3 separate regions of the Homo sapiens genome follow, and all the other regions are linked to region 2. Evidence: chromatin contacts called from ENCODE Hi-C or POLR2A ChIA-PET data. All regions are on one chromosome and are shown on one strand. The core of a region is the stretch at or near the end of the contact, and the rest is flanking DNA. Distances in the headings are between cores, read along the strand shown. Region 1 overlaps LINC00299 (long intergenic non-protein coding RNA 299). Region 2 overlaps LOC100506274 (a long non-coding RNA gene). Region 3 overlaps LINC00299 (long intergenic non-protein coding RNA 299).

What was found. Hi-C counts contacts between places; a loop is a spot of excess contacts on that map. ChIA-PET counts read pairs that join two places held with the same protein, here RNA polymerase II (POLR2A). Pooled maps may share reads with other maps.
Region 1: a loop to region 2 is called in a map of heart left ventricle, with 3 times the contacts of the local background. The contact joins two enhancer-like sites. A Hi-C loop is called at or near these places in 5 of 168 maps with a recorded cell type or tissue (CD8-positive, alpha-beta T cell, GM12878, heart left ventricle and 2 more), 11 of 37 single-sample maps with no recorded cell type and 16 of 50 pooled maps. POLR2A ChIA-PET finds 5 or more read pairs at or near these places in 3 of 52 experiments (H1, activated CD4-positive, alpha-beta T cell and naive thymus-derived CD4-positive, alpha-beta T cell).
Region 3: a map of GM12878 shows a loop between it and region 2 (2.9-fold over the local background). The contact joins two enhancer-like sites. A Hi-C loop is called at or near these places in 3 of 168 maps with a recorded cell type or tissue (GM12878, OCI-LY7 and sigmoid colon), 5 of 37 single-sample maps with no recorded cell type and 10 of 50 pooled maps. POLR2A ChIA-PET finds 5 or more read pairs at or near these places in 2 of 52 experiments (H1 and T-cell).

The regions. Positions count from the first base shown.
Region 1 is chr2:8,300,706-8,303,405 of GRCh38, forward strand. The region is part of intron 2 of LINC00299 (long intergenic non-protein coding RNA 299); the gene reads right to left. Among named protein-coding and RNA genes, the nearest start is that of LINC00299, 26 kb to the right of the region's middle. RefSeq lists enhancers at 1-521, 1,627-1,686. Within about 2 kb of position 1,451, at least 17 of the 41 ENCODE cell types and tissues checked have a DNase peak (open chromatin) inside an H3K27ac peak, as active enhancers do; they include CD8-positive, alpha-beta T cell and GM12878, where a contact is called at or near this core.
Region 2 is chr2:7,435,777-7,438,586 of GRCh38, forward strand. The region is part of intron 4 of LOC100506274 (a long non-coding RNA gene); the gene reads left to right. Among named protein-coding and RNA genes, the nearest start is that of LINC01871, 290 kb to the right of the region's middle. Within about 2 kb of position 1,520, at least 4 of the 41 ENCODE cell types and tissues checked have a DNase peak (open chromatin) inside an H3K27ac peak, as active enhancers do; they include CD8-positive, alpha-beta T cell and GM12878, where a contact is called at or near this core.
Region 3 is chr2:8,228,335-8,231,034 of GRCh38, forward strand. The region is part of intron 7 of LINC00299 (long intergenic non-protein coding RNA 299); the gene reads right to left. Among named protein-coding and RNA genes, the nearest start is that of LINC00299, 99 kb to the right of the region's middle. RefSeq lists an enhancer at 1,535-1,714. Within about 2 kb of position 1,422, at least 12 of the 41 ENCODE cell types and tissues checked have a DNase peak (open chromatin) inside an H3K27ac peak, as active enhancers do; they include GM12878, where a contact is called at or near this core.

The DNA.
Region 1 (2,700 bases), core at 201-2,700, 860 kb after region 2:
CGTCTTTCCCCAGTGTGCATTTGCCTAAATAAATGTCCTAGATACCTTTAGGAGAGAAGTGGGGGAATTATTGCTGAATGCACCTGCTGTAATATGGTACCATCCTTCCTGGGAAGAGCTCTGCTCCTCCTTCAGTCAACAGATTCTGGGGCTGAGAATTAGCTCCATTCAAGAAACTAGGCAAAAGATCCTGACTTTTGTACCTCCTGGTAATCCACACGTGCTTTCTTGTAGAAATTAAGCATTGCCCTTGTTGGGTGCCCATCTATCTCCTTCCTAAAACAATGAGCCTATTGAGAGCTCTCTGCAGGGCAGGAACCCCCTGGGTGCCCCACTGATCTTGCCTCTCATTGTGATCATGGCCTCTGCCTTGCATCCAATGGTGAGCATACCACCTGGCCTTTGTAATCCCAGGATCCTGTCATCCCCGTTGCTACCAGGAGCCAGTTCTGTGATTTCATCATCTGTCATCAGCTCTGGCACATAGAGCACAGCCATTCCTGAGCTCAGTGACTTTGGGGCCACTCTCACCAGTGCATTCCTTTGTACATGGGAAGTCCTCCAGGCCATCTCGTGAAGATAGTCAGCACCATGGATGCTAGCATGTCCACTCCAGCATGGCCACTTCTCTGAGCCATTTGGTCCCTCTCTCCACCATCTGCCTGAGTGTGGGTCACTGCTTTCTCTAGGCTTTTAAGCAACATCTGAGTTGAGTCTTAGCATTCTCTCCAGGGATCTTGACCAAGATGCTTAATCCTGTACCACCTAGATTGCTCCCTCTCAATAAACTCAACCTTATTCGATTTTATATCTACACTCTTTGATCCAATCCCATGAATATATTCCCAGGTCCTCTGCAACATATTAGCTCGACCCCACAGCTCCTTCACCTGATATCCCCTTTTGGCCAAGCCAGCCCAGCTCATCCCCAGTCGGGCTGTGCTGAGATTTGGTTCTTGTTATTCTTTGGTTTTGCCAACAGGAAAGATGAGGGTAGATCCTGATGGGTCAAGCATTGTCTTGTATGATACCTACCTCATTTGAGACCTCTGTATGATCTTCAGAAAAGGAAAGTCTTGCTTTTTTTTTTTTTTTTTTTTGACCGAGTCTCGCTCTGTTGCCCAGGCTGGAGTGCAATGGTGCAATCTGGGCTCACTGCAAGCTCCGCCTCCCAGGTTCAAGCAGTCTACAATCTTCTACATGACATGAGAAATAGGCCATTTCTGCAGGCCCAGGGGACTCAGGGGCATGTAAGTGTTCAGGGTTCCCAACTGTCCAGGGCTCCCACCCTAAGTGTAAGGGTCTCACCTCTTTCCCATTAGAGCCCTGTGTCTGAAGGACTGAGAACTTAACCTACTCAGGGTTCAGACTGGTCCTCCAGCCAACCTGCCTTCCAGCTGCAGATCATCGGGGTTTTCTTAAATGCTGCCAAGGAAGTGCTCTGGCTTTCACAGTTTGCCTGAAACCAGTGATGAGTCATCCTGCGCCTCTGCCTCTCTCTCTTCAACACTCAGTAGCCTCAGCCTCAGCCACCCAAGCCCACAGGCCTTCTGGTTATCATTTCATCAGCCGGCCACCTGCTTCCTCTCCAATTTTTCATTAGGGCCTGCAACTCACAACCACGTCCAGTGTCAGCTGCCTGAAAGTCTTCCTAGAAACAGAGTCTGAGATGGAAATTGCATGCAGAGTGCTGATCAGAGGGTGTTCTCGGGAGATTCTCCTGTAAAGAAGTGAGAAAGGCAGGATGCTGCAGAAGCTGAAGCTGGCTGCAACGAGGCTACACTTGGAGCCACCCCCAGCCAATCCTAAGTGGCGCTCTCGAGCTGGGACGGCCCATCAGAGTTGTCCCAAGTTGAGGCAAGAGGGCCGAGCCTTTGCGTTCCTTCCTCGGTCAGTTTCAGAACCTGGGGGATATGACCTGAAAAGAGGCCATTCCCTGCAGCAGGAGGGGGCATCCAGTGCGGGCTCTGCCATGGCCATCATCAACTGTCACTGCAGCTAGCGGGGAGACCTGGGCAGAGCACCCCAATGGTCACTGCAGCCGAAAGAGGACTGCTTGTCTTTCTGCTCTCACACCCCTTACCTAGGGAAGAGCAGAGAAAGGGTTGCTTGAATGGGAGGAATAGCAAAGAGAACAAAGAAATCCCAATGAGGGGAAACCTCTCAGCGCACCAGCCTCACTGTGTGCTGAGAGGCACCCACTGCCTTCCCTGCACTCCTTAGATCTTGTTCATGGGTGGTTGTTTGTTGTTGTTGTTGTTGTTGTTGTTGTTGCTGTTTTTAATGTAAGAAACAGAATCTTGCTGTGTTGACCAGGCTGGTCTCAAACTCCTGGCCTCAAGCGATCCTCCCCCCTCAGCCTCCCAAAGCACTGTGATTACAGGCGTGAGCCACTGCATCCAGTCTCATTCATCTTTTTGTACCATATTCTCTGTCCCACCACTCAGAAATATCTCAGGTGCTGTACTAGTGCCTTACACATCCTGGACCCTCAGTGCTGTCTCAAACTCCTGGCCTCAAGCAATACTCCCCACTCAGCCTCCCAAAGCACTGTGATTACAGGCGTGAGCCACTGCATCCAGCCTCATTCATCTTTTTGTACCACATTCTCTGCCCCACCACTCAAAAATATCTCAGGTGCTGTGCTAGTGCCTTACACATCCTGGACCCTCAATGCATAGCATGGTAGCACCAAAAGGT
Region 2 (2,810 bases), core at 270-2,769:
CCTCAAATATTAACAAAGTCAGCCCTGTTAGGTGTCATTTGTAACCACAAATTGAAAATCACTGGTAGCCAGTACCTTTGATTCACTTGTGTGTTGCCAATACATCATGATGATTACAGTAATAATAATGAAAATGATTGTAATGATGATATACTCTTTGTTTAGCCTACATTGTGGTGGACACTTTGCCAAGCCTTCTGATGCATTATTTTATTTAATCCTCTGTAGGATACCAGAATAGAGAGATGATTATTACTCTTATTGTGCAGATGAGAAAACTGATGTCTAGAGAGAATGAATAAATCCCATCTTTCACAGCTGGTAAGCAGCAGAACCAGAATCTATCCCATCATTGTTTTCCTCTAGAGAAAATATTCACCCTTGAGAAGCTTCACCCTCTCTCTGCACAGTGTGAGCCTCAGACCATGTGTTCGGTTATTGTCTGTTAACTAAAAGTGAACCACCAGAACTGGAGGTGCCTGCAAAGGCCAGCAGGAGTAACAGCATGCGTCTGACACAGGTCCCAGAGAAGTTCTGGCTTCTCTTCTTTCTGAAGTACTGAACCACAGAGTAGTAGCAGAAATACCGTCAAGCCTTCTTTCCCATGTTCCCACGGCAGTGAACCCATTCGTGCTCTGAACACTTTCCATTCCACATATTTCTTCATAACAGAAGGTGTCAAAATGCTCCATGCTTCCTCTTTTGGGGAAATTAACTTAATTCAATTGAACTGCACTTATAATCACAGACGGGAATGACCTCAGAGAACTTCATTTCAACCCTCTCATTTTACAGTGGAAAGGAAAACCCCCAAATTTAAGTGACGTCCTTGTTCCATATAGCACCCTTCCTTACTGGAACCCAGCGACTCTCAGTTCTATTTGCAATGGAGAACCACCTGGGGAATTTGAAAACATTCTGCTGCCCTGGCCACATTTCCACATACTCTGATTTAATTGGCCTGGGGAGGGACTTGGCTTTCGAACTGTCTTCATCTCCCAGGTGCTTCCAATATGCAGCCATGGTGGAGAACCTCTGCTTTTTGTCTCCTTCCCTGGCACATTCACATAAACACATCTTTGATCTTGCTGGCCCAAAGAGTAATGACTGAAGCTGTGAGCTTATTTTACCAACAGAAATGGGACTGGTTGGGAACAAATTGGGCAATGTTTGCTCTTCTAAAAACCCTCTGAGGTTGTTCTTAGGAGACTTTTCCCCCTATTTTTCCATAGACAGGTCTTCTGATATGTTAGGTTTTCTTCAGTGCATTTTTTGAGAGGTAAAGAAAATAAAAAAACATTGTTTTTATCAGCCACAAATGGAATATATTTGGGAGTAATGGCAGCTCAGAAAGTTAAGGATTGGATTTAGTTATATTTTAATAATCTGTAAAAGCCTAGCTCCAGCTAATAGAATGCATATTTTATTTAAAGCAGGCATTGTCAAACTTCTTCTGTAAAGGGCCAGATAGTAAACATTTTCAGCTCCACAGGCCATATGGTCTCTGTTGCAACTACTCAACTCTGCCATTGAGGTGTGAAAAGCACCCACAGATAAGACATAAACAAATGGGTGTGGTTGTGCTCCAATAAAACTGTATTTAGAAAAACAGACAGTGGGCTGAATGTGGCTCATGGTCATTATTTGCCAACCTCTAAAATGTCAGATTAGAAAAAGTACTGTTTGATGATGCTCCAACTCTAACAAAGGCCAAAATAGAATTTAAATGTTTTGCTTAGATGGTGGGGGTTTCTGAACTTAAGAAAAAATCCCTAATGTTGTTTTAATATTTGACTCGGGTGTCCAAAAGCTTGCAAGACCCCAGTAGAAATTAAACAGAGTTTATTTCAGTGCCTTTTGAGCATCTCTGTATCTTTTTAATACATCCTACCTTTGGTGCTATTTACAAATGTTTCTTTTTTCATCTTAATAAAAATTTAGCAGAAAAATCTGCTAAACCCCAGAAGCGTCAGATAATTACTTGGAAAATGGAAAGGCAGTGAACACTAGTCATTTCATAATTTCAATTTTATGATTACTTTATTACAGAAAAACTTTCATAATAGTTGCATCATTTGAATCAGTTTTCGGTTTCAGCCCAAACCACGGGCACTTACGAAAACCTACCCTAACTTGATTTAGGTCTTCGAGCAAACCTAGAAAAATACTTACTAGAATGAAAAGAATCCTTAATGTGTTCTAATCATTGCTATGAGAGGTTGGAAGGCAGGCAAATGCTTTTCCTTTGCTGTTCTCTCAGCTTATAACATCCTGCCTAATTCTAATAGCATCTTTCAGGAATAGAGGAAGATGGCATTGAAAGTTAAGTGTGACTTTCCACTGCAACTCGGCAATGACCACTCACTTTTGCATTAATAATGAATGAGTATCTAAAGGTTAGTGAGCGAATGTAGCAGAACCAGCCAGAGGGAGTCATCAGGAGGCATCCCAGCTGAAATACACTGTGCAAGCCTGGGAGGAAAGAGGTTCCCCTGAAAGGCACTATCTGGACTGATGGGTTTTCAGGGAGCCAGTCATTCACTAAACCCACATAGGCTGGGAAGCAGATAAAGAACTGAGGCTGCAACGTAATCAGATGGGATTTGGGAACAGAAAGTCAGATAATACCATGTCTGTCTGGACCTTAGACCAGGGCTCTAGAGAGTTCTCTGAGTAAAACGGCAAAGTTTGAGACTTTTGCAGGACACTTTCAACTCTCAGCTGCCTTCAACTCCTTATTGTCACTTTTGCTTTGTTTACTTTACTGCAGTTTTCATTTATGTTTTCTCACACCTGTAATTCCAGCACTT
Region 3 (2,700 bases), core at 172-2,671, 790 kb after region 2:
AGCAACATGCCCCCTAATAATCAAATTGAGGGTGCTTTTGGAGGCACATTTATAATTCGACCAACTCGACATGAAATAGAAAAAAACTGTGTGCATCTTAGGTATTTGTTACAAAACATGGATCAAAACTATTGCACATGGCAACTGATGTTTTGAGTGTTTTAAAATGTTATTTTTAAGAATGGCAACTTTTAGATATTTAATATTTTGATAATATCTTTCCACTTTTAAATAATTTTTATTTGGCGTATATTTTGTGTTAAAGTTCTCTTAATGTTTTCTATTATGGAATGGTTCTATCAAAAAGAGATCACTCTTGCAGTTATGAAAATATTTCATCTTGTCAGCAATACATCACTTCATAATCATAATAAACCATGCATTTGCTATCATATATTTTGTTTGCAGAAAGTTTCTGAAAGTTTTATCATAGCACTATTAAAAATGATTTACTATTTATTAGTATGATCACTTATAATTAATTTAAAATATTTATATAAAATATTACTAAAAAATAAAGACTAACTTACAATTTCAGGGATTCCCTAGAATTCTCAGGAATTCCAGCTTCTTATTCTCAAGTCCCAAACATTAATATTTCTTGGGAGTGTGAAAACACTACGTACAATGGTGCTTATGTAGATCTTGTAATGTAGATTTTGGCAGACAGAAAGTACAAGTTTCGCCAAGTAACATTATCCAGCATCGTAATAAATGCTAATATGAAAAGGCAAGCAAACTTAATAAGATTTATAAAATGAAAGCCACATTGCTTTGATGATGTGATAACGTAAAGGTAAAATGTCTCTTCCAACTTGTAGTACTTCTTTAGAGCTAACTTTTATTTCACTTAGAAATGTGTGGAAGAGTTAATCCCTATAAATAGTAATAATTATTACTGAAGTAGAAACTTAAATCCTTTGAAATTTAGATTCTAAACTAACATGCATTCTTTAAATCATTTTACACATGGTATCCCTTGATATTGGTGGTGAGAAAAAAGAATGAAAACAAAGAAATAGAAAAGAGGCAGTTCTTATATAATCTCACAGAAAAATAGATTTCCTTGAAAACAGTTTTTGGAGAGAAGCCTTGGGTCTGAAATAATTCAATAAAATAAACATCCTCTGAGCTATTCCTAATTTATCTTTACTTGATGGTGGTTGCAGATTGGATTCTCCAGGAAGCAGATGCCCAGATGGAGGTTGAGAGTCGATTCGCTTTGTTAGAGACCGACACCTATTAAGCAAGAAAAGGGAGGACGCAGGATTGGGCAGGGTAGCTGGCAGAGAGCAACGACAAATGATGAAACAAAGTCTCTGCCAGGGAGATCCAAGGCTAAGGTTGTCTTTGAGAAGTCCCATGTGGGGCAGAGTCGGTTCTTTCTTGTTACCACAACTTTGCAGGGGCAACCGGTAGGGCCGCCCTGAGAACAGCATGACTCAGCAAAGCTGAGGCAAACCTCCAAGCAGCTGCAGCTGGAGACTATGAGTTAGCCACACTCTACGCCTCAGGAAGCAGGTCCTTTTCTTTCTCTTTCTTTCTTTTTCTTTCTTTCTTTCTTTTTTTTTAATTTGAGATCTTGCTCTGTCACCAGGCTAGAGTATAATGGCGCAATCATAGCTCACTGCAGCCTCAACTTCCAGGGCTCAAGTAATCCTCCCACCTCAGCCTCCTAAGTAGCTGGGACTACAAGTGTAAGCCACCATGCCCAGCTAATTTTAAAATTTAGCTATCTCACTGTGTTGCCCATTCTGGTCCTAAACTCCTGGGCTGAAGCAATCCTCCCATCTAGGTCTTCCAAAGTACTGAGATTATAGGTGTGAGCCACCGTGCCTAGCCAGCAAGTCCATTTTTTAAAGGGAATCTGAACAGCACATCTCTGCATCTGCCAGACAGTAAATAAGACCAAAAAGGCAACAACAAAAGGGGTCTTATGTTCTTCCTCATGAACAACAGAACCTCAGTAACCACTTGAAAAGTTCTTTAACAAGTATAATGTATATAGAAACTTTTTAGGAATTAGAACTACTTTTGATATGTGTGTCATAATAAAATAGTAGCAAATTGAAGTATAAATTATATTCTGGGATATTGATGGATTCCAATATATGTAAATTTCTTACTAAACCAGAAAAGTATAGGAATGTTGGCACTAGATTACTGACATTAATTGGTGTGCAGCAAATAAAACTATATATTTTCTCCATCTCTTCCTGGGGTCACCTTGTATTTGCAAAGGCTCACAATGAGATAATAGGCCAGATTTGTAAAAGGTACTCTCCGTTTTGGCCCAGGCAATTAAACAGAAACACAAAAACTGCCCCCACAATTGCCTAATTGCAGGTGCAATCAGTAACTGGCAGGTGCAATTAGACAGGAACCTCATTCAGGAGCTGTGAGTGACAGATTAGTCAATTATTCAATAGTAGACACAATGATTTTCACATGCAGTTTTGTATTCAAAGCTACTCATAGACTTTAAAATTGATAAATGATGGGTAAGACTCATGAAAAAAGTCTTTCCCAAACTAATTGTCTATCATTACCAAAGAAGAGACTGATTTGATTCTTGACCTCATCTATGAACTTGAGTCAACAAAAGAGAACAGTCCAATCCCTGGCTTAACCCAAATTTCTTAAGAATCCTTTGAAGAATGAGAAATTCAGGATCGTCTTAGACCTTCTAAGGCCTCTCCT